Regions from separate parts of the Homo sapiens genome. Here all the other regions are linked to region 1. The links are chromatin loops, found by intact Hi-C in ENCODE. Cell type or tissue: dorsolateral prefrontal cortex. All regions are shown on one strand.

Region 1 (2,500 bases):
TTTTACAAGAATTTTTAACATAGCCTGATTCATAATACCTTATACCATATATTATCTAGAAGATAGGATATTTATCTCCAGAGAAATGGTAAGGTAAAGAGAGAAACAAAATATTCAATATAAAAAACTATTTACCCAAGATTTTTCAGAAAAATCACACTTGTAGATCTTAATATTAATGAGGCACTGAAGTATATTAAGAAATGCAACGTACAAATTAACATAATGAAAAGAATTAAAAGAAAGCTAAGTAATGATCAAGTCATTAGGCAGCCCATACTAAAGAACAATTTGCAGAATCAAAATTCAACAGACGGATACACCACTATTAGTGAAAAAATTGATTATTCTATTATATAAACTTACTTTTGCCATTTTTAGAAGTTATGCCTGTTTCTTTTATAATTAATTATGTGCCTATAATGGTAGAGAATTTATAGTTTAGATAAACCTATACAAATAGAATTCTCCACACCAACAATAAGGCCCTTTATGATGTCTAATTTATATTACTTGATATTTTATATGTAACTAGATTTCTTTTTTCCAGTCTTAACAACTTACTTTTTGGCCTCAATCTGGTTACTGGGCTTCCGCCTACTTCTTTGCACCCAAATTTGTGTCTTAGAAATTTGCTTAATATCCTAATCCCTCTAGGAATTGAGGAAGTTGTTCTTGCTTGACCAGCTCTTTCCAGGAGATTGGAGCCCTGCTCATTGCACCCATCAAGTAAGGGTCACCACAATGTACCAACGCTTCCTTGTGCTATCTCCCTCCTTAGATTTTACTTTCAGTGGTATGTTGGACCAAGCTCTTACTGGCTTGCAATAGCCTGTTGTTAAATGTTCAACAATTTTGTGAGTGGGACTACTGCTGGAAATTAATCACCGTAGAAGTATTTAACCCAAAGAAATCATGAAATGCTTTTAATGCCTGGAGAGCTGACTTATCAACAAACACACCACTGGATCATCGCCCCTTTCAGAATACGTTAGGTAACTCTGTTTGGATCCCCTGACCATTAACTATTATTGAAAGGTTTATTTTATATAACATTCTACTGGACTTTGTCCCAGTACTTTCAGCTGGCCTTACTTGAAAGTAACTGCCTCACCCTAGTAAGACAGTGTGGTTCTGGATTCTGGTTCCTTCAGTTTTTCCTCTATTGTTCTATGAGCAACTAAGACATGAACAGCTGAATCTAAATCCCTAACGCTCTGAATACTCTAGGCAGTCTGGCTGTTGCATCTGAGCCTGTCCTTTTGTTACCCAAAGCCTCCCTCTGCTGGCCCCAACTATTAAAATATGCCTACTTGTGTTCTACCCTCTCAAATGCCTATTCTCCTTTAGTATAGACACATTTTGAATATGGTTTTAGAAATACAGACTCCAAGAGAGGTGAGCTAAGACATGACTGGTCTATGATGGTGATTGTTGGCTGGATCTCAGTGTTCATTTTGGATGTCCTAATTTAATGCCAGTTAAACAGTCATCTAACTCTAGCATAAAGGCTTTTTAGCAATAGGCAGTAAGTAGATTGTGAATGACAGGCTGAGCTGGGCTTTGATATCATTAGCAAGCATGTTGGTTGCTTACTTGCTGCTTCAAATCTATTCTCCTTAATGCCCATTCTGTGTTTTCGAACTGGCCTGTGATAGCTGGAAAAAGGCTCTTCTCTTCTTACTAAGATTGTTAAAGACTTAGCTCTGTTAGTAAAATCAGAAAACTCGCAATCTGTAAATGCCTGATAACGTCACTACACATAGGAACATGACAATGCATCAACTTTCATGTGATTTGTTGTCTTTTAAACAAATTGTCTACTTCTTAGTCTTATGGCCATTGCATTCCTAAACGAACTCAATCTCTGGACTAGGTCTCATCTCACTATAAATCATTTGCTGCATTGCAAAGACCAATACTGAGTATTCTTGTGCTTATGTTTCTCCTTTAGATAAATCTTTTTGTGTTCTCACAGACTCTAACCCCTTATAGACTACAGTTTTGTTGTTTGAAAGAATTTAAGGTAAACAGCTTTTGTCAATCAGAACTCCTCAAATTATTGTATGTTTTGATATTCAGTATCATTTTTAGTGGTATAATCTGTAATTTAGGAAGCATCCACATTATTTCAACTCATTTTAAATTTTAAGAATATGCCACAAAAAGATTTGAAATATCTCCAAGGTATATATAAAATATTTTAAACAAATTATCATATAAAATATAAACCTCATACCCTTATTCTCTTCCTACATTTCAACCATCTCAACACAATTATTTTTGGAACTATATAATCATGTCAGTTTAAAATCACCTATATAGTATAAACTCTCTGGAATTCGAAAATTTTGGCACATAACACTCTGTGGCTGTTTTTTTTTACTTGGCTCTTGTTGGCTAAGATGATCAAGATCCGGAATGATTGCATCCCATTTAATTCTTCCCAAATGTTTCTCTTCCTGACATTCTTTAGCCATATGGATCATTCCCATTTTCA
Region 2 (2,500 bases), 1.2 Mb before region 1:
ACCTAGGACAGAATGGAACTCAAGTGACATGTGGCTATACTCAACTCATATTGTAGTTGTGTACCACAAATAACCACCCACTACATAATTCCTTTCAAAATATGGCAAAGTACTTTTGCCAAAAGTTAGTATAGGAGGGAGGATTGACCTTGATTTTCAGGAGAGTACAGACACACACACGCACACACACACACTGTGGCTTATTGATGAGATTGGCATGTGAACAGCATATCCATGCTGAGAACATGGGTAAGATATTTCCCCATGAACACATACATCTCTAATGCATACCCCCAAAATACAGTTCATATTTTACAAGATTTGTGCTTTGCCAATGAAATATCAAGGTGTCAATGTTAGATTTCTCTATTTATTCGTAAAGTAGTAATAAATACCCTGTTGGGCACTGAGAATACAAAGATGATGAGAATCGTTTGCTCTCAAAGAATTCATTCTCATAGGAAGAGACACATAAATATAATACATATTTACAATTTGATGTAGTAAATGATAAAGAAGCTATAGAACACAGAAAAAGGATAAACCATGGGAAGAAGTAGGGAAATCTTCATGGAGGAGAAGTCATGGATGGTGGGAGCAAGAAACTGAGTAGAATTTTGCCAGGTGAAGAAAACAAAAGCTGGGAGATACTTCACTGATAGAATAGCACATACTATCCCATATGTGTGCAAAACATATGGCATACATGGGAAACTGTGAATTGTTTGGAGGTCAGGGTCCTTGGGATTGTAAGAGTTAAGGCTGTAGATGGAAACTAATGGGGTTCACCAAATAATTTGACTTTATTTTGAACGGCAGGGAAATACTGAAGGAATTTAAACCAATTAATGATGTGATTAGACCCAGAAGTGGTAGAAAGAAATAATGGATGTGCAGCAGTAAGGGGCTTGGAGATCTGTTGAGAAGCTCTTGGAATGTAGTAAAGGGGATGTGTCAGACAAGACAGAACAGAGGTTGCTAAGCCAGATAGTATCCAGTGTTGCATTTTGCATTGCTTGTACAGTGTTAGCTCATACAATGTTCTTAAAAATTCAAATTGTTGCCATATGATCAGATTTTTCATAAAAATCTGGATTTCCATAATTTTTTGCAAAATTAGAAGATGGCATGCAAACAGTTGGCTGGCGTTAGTAACAGTTGTTCCCCATAGATGTAGTGTGCATTTTCCTGGTTACTACAGTCCCCAGCTCTCCCTCTTGTGTCTGTAACACTGGAGCAAAGTGTCAGTAGTCATATACCATTGCACATTTATGTCAGCAGAGGGCATCTTCACAAACGGAGTCTCTCCTGAACCTATAATCAGTTGCTGTCCTTACTGGAATTCACTTTCTAATGAATTGGGGGAGATGGTTCTCCCTACTGAAAACTATAGCATTTCCTTGGGATCTCTTGATTTTCAATGCATCCGTGAGTTTTGCTTCCTTAAGTATGGCTTAACTCTGATGTTGAAGTCGTTTGTGTTGGATGTAAGGGACCTTCTTGTAAAAAGGTATTGCATTTCCCATTGCGTAGCAAATTAAGCAATAGATGAGTGCTTATAGCAGGCCAGCTGCAGATCTACGCACCATGGGGGATACCAGAGATATGAGACGAATTACCATCTGTATTAGTCCAGTTTGCCCTGCCATAAAGGAGTACCTGAGATTCAATAATTTATTTTAAAAAGAGGTTTATTTAGCTCACAGTTCTGTAGGCTGTACAAGAAGCATGGTGCCAGCATCTGGAAGTTTTCAATCATAGTGGAAGGCGAAGGGGGAGCCAGCATGTCACATGGCAAGACAGCAAGTAAGAGAGAGAAGAGGTGGGAGGGAGGTCCCAGGCTCTTTTTAACAACCAGATCTCCTATAATGTAATAGAGCCAGAACTCACTCATTACTGCAGGGAGGGCACCAAACCATTCATGAGGGATCTACCCCCATGACCCAAACACCTTCCCCTAGGCCCCACCTCCAACAATGAGGATCACATTTCAACATGAGATTTGGAGGGGACAAATATCTGAACTATATCACCATCCCTCACAGAAATTCACAATCTAATTAGAAGGCATTTCCATTCTACTAGCTGAAGCTACCTCTTACTTGTCAGTCTTGCACCTCCGCACTCTTGATAAATGCTTTCTAATCAGCAGAGTACCATCTAGTTCACTGAAGCAACTATGCCCAATGGCACCCTGAGACCTAAAAAAGTTTCTATAGCTCTGAAAGGGGTGGAAGCTGCAAGTGGAGAGCAGCAACTGAACTGGATCAGTGTAATCTATTCACACTTGGACTACTCTGTTTTTTGCAGCATACCAGGGTGTTTGTTGTAAATGGGATGGAGGGGGTATTCCTTTGAGCCTGTGGGAAGTTTGAGCAGCAAGCAACCAGTCACATATCCCTGTGAGCAAGATCAGAATTGCTAAGTTTAAAAAAAAATTATCTGTCTTCTAAATTATGGTTTTAGAAGATGATACAACAAGTTGTTAGTGTCTTGTTTT
Region 3 (2,500 bases), 110 kb before region 1:
GAGACAACACACAATTTGGAGCCCAGAGAGCCCAAGAGATCTGCTTGTGGCAAAACCGAAAAAGGAATCAAGTCTCTTCACTTCTCACTGCAATGCAGTGCTGTCTTTTGCATATATATTGTCACAAGCTTTATCTTTTCACTTTTTACTTTGGAAACTGATTCAACTTCTGCCTTTAAGTCTTGTGCAGTACTCTTACACTGTGTTAGTAACTATATTAATTACCAATTAAAGAACTTTGCAACCCTCCTAGCAGCTGTAGATATTTTTAAACATGGGGATTTGAGCTAGTTGAAAGAATGACAATGTTTCCTTTTCTGCTTTTCAGACTTTCCCCAAAGCCTCTATGAGACTATTTTATAAGATACACCAGGATAAGATCAAAGCCCTTCCAAGAGGGTCTGGCATTCTCTATCTTTTTGGTTGCCAAAATAAAAACATAAGTCAAATTCAACACTATTAATGGATAATATGTTCCCACTCTCTCTGTCCTTTTGAAAAAGAGACTGAGAGTTTTACTTTGGAAATTCAGTGATAGTGAGTTTGATTTTAAATACACCAAAGAGTTGGAAACTATCTTTTAGATAATAGAACTTTCAAACAGTGTGGAAGATTTTTCAGGGAAGTCCAACAGACTTCAACTCACTATGAATAAATAAAATCGAGAATAAAATGTCCTTTGTAGCATGCTTTCTCCTCTCCCCGATATGTGTGCAATTCCTGTGCCCTGCATTCGCTTTTTAATGCTCAGATAATCCCAGGTTTTTAATCCATGTCACTTCAGCATGTCACACTTGATTGCAGAATTTGGGGAAGACAATGAGTGCTGCTGAAATGTGAGACACTCCTCCAGACTTTAGTTTACTGTGTAAAGACAGGTAGGAAGAGCCTTCTAGATTTAACTCTCATATATCATAAAGCTAAAGCAACGAGAAAACTATACATTTCACATTAAAGTTGGGCATTTCTCTTCAGAGAGAAGTTGAGCCGAATAGCACTTGTTAATTCCGAGGTTCAGCACACTCCTAGGAGCCTGTTAATATTTGCTGCCCCCTGTAGTTTGCTCTTGTAAAAATCCTTAAAAAATCAAGAGAGCTATTTAAAACTCCAGTTGCTCTTTTAAATCTGACACACTTGTGGAATTTCATTTCCTATCTTTTTTCAGTCCAACTCCACACATCAGAGTGTTGACATGGGGCAAGACAAGGGAATACTACTGTGAGCAGTAGTGATTTCATTTAAGTGAATAAACTGGGGGAAATGATTGCCTTTTAAACATGCAGACTATATTGCACGGAGAAAGCCTGCTCACATAAATATAATTTTCTTTAAAAAGGCAGAGGAAGCTTCTGTTAATTGAACTACTTTCTCAATTTCCTATTGCCTTCAGAATTGGTTATGGACATGATTTCCATTGTCTCCAATCACAATAGCTTCTAATAACATTAAGCTTAAAATAATACAGAAGAACAGGACAGACTTGTGGTTTGTTCATTTGCTGAAACTAATATAGATGGCAGAAATTTTACCCAAGCTTAAAATAGCATAAAATAGCATATAGAACACAAAAGTCAACACTGGCTCAATGATGAATGAAATTTCATTATAAAGAATCACAACCTAACATCTAATTTTAGTAAAAATTTTGGAACTAGTTATTGCCACAAACAAATGCTGGGGCAGAAGATAATAAAACTGTTTACTTTATCAATAGATTAATGAAGAGGAGTAGGTAATTCTGAGATAATATCATCCCATAGTCTGTGTGACTTGAATAGTTTCAGGTTTAATTTCATGATTCAATTGGCCTGCATATACGTAACTCCCAGAAAGATTATAGATGAGTGCAATTAATTTGTACAGTGCTAAAGCTTCCCACAGGCACATAAAACATTCCCTTTAGTTCCTTTAGAGTTAATATTACAGATTCAGGTTATTTTTCATCAGAAATGAATCCCAAAGTTGATAATTCCAATCAAATTGGTAAAAATAAAAGCATACCTACAGTTGCTTTGAGATCAAGAAAGAGAACTGTAGATTAGTTCTAATTTTATATAGGTAACTGAAGTGAATAAATGCCTCTTTCTAAAAAGATAAAAACAAATTAAAGGCTTTTGATAGGAGAAACTTTAATATATCTACAATACTGTGAAATACATCAGGATAAATTATGTTTGCTGATGATCATTTTCATTATGAAACTCTTACAATATAGCCATAATATTTCATTTTGTTGAGGTAGAGACAGAGGCCAAAATCTATCAATCAAGGAATATTTATTAAATGCCTGTGGGTTCCCTGCTGAAGGGAATATCGAACAAGCGTAAGTTGTAGACACTCATCTCAAGGTACATGCAGACTGACTCATAGCTAAATGAGTGAAAAGACAATAAGCATAAGAGAAGTTTACAAAGAGATGTTTTTTTTTCGTAGCATGGTCAGAAGGTATGGATTGAGCTGGGCTGGAATTTAGATAAGAAGACAGATGTGCAGGTTGAAG

Evidence for each region. A loop is a pair of places that touch in the nucleus more often than their neighbours do. Peaks named below come from ENCODE experiments on the same cell type or tissue, not always from the same donor. Only the 100,000 strongest peaks of a DNase experiment are listed, where the experiment ranks them.
Region 2: it touches region 1 in a loop (4-fold over the local background); 2 of 110 quality-filtered maps call a loop at or near these places.
Region 3: a loop joins it to region 1, with 10 times the contacts of the local background. A loop is called at or near these places in 15 of 110 quality-filtered maps.

Annotation. Positions count from the first base shown.
Region 1 is chr9:9,002,106-9,004,605 of GRCh38, forward strand. All of the region lies in intron 11 of PTPRD (protein tyrosine phosphatase receptor type D), which reads right to left. Among named protein-coding and RNA genes, the nearest start is that of PTPRD-AS1, 150 kb to the left of the region's middle. In dorsolateral prefrontal cortex, a CTCF peak has its summit at 1,270 (motif pointing left); a DNase peak (open chromatin) is centred at 1,266; H3K27ac peaks cover 1,490 bases.
Region 2 is chr9:7,843,209-7,845,708 of GRCh38, forward strand. No RefSeq gene overlaps it. Among named protein-coding and RNA genes, the nearest start is that of DMAC1, 45 kb to the left of the region's middle. In dorsolateral prefrontal cortex, a CTCF peak has its summit at 1,264; no DNase peak of the experiment used is centred here.
Region 3 is chr9:8,894,901-8,897,400 of GRCh38, forward strand. All of the region lies in intron 11 of PTPRD (protein tyrosine phosphatase receptor type D), which reads right to left. Among named protein-coding and RNA genes, the nearest start is that of PTPRD-AS1, 38 kb to the left of the region's middle. In dorsolateral prefrontal cortex, CTCF peaks have their summits at 1,063 and 1,264; no DNase peak of the experiment used is centred here; H3K4me3 peaks cover 1,315 bases; H3K27ac peaks cover 1,862 bases.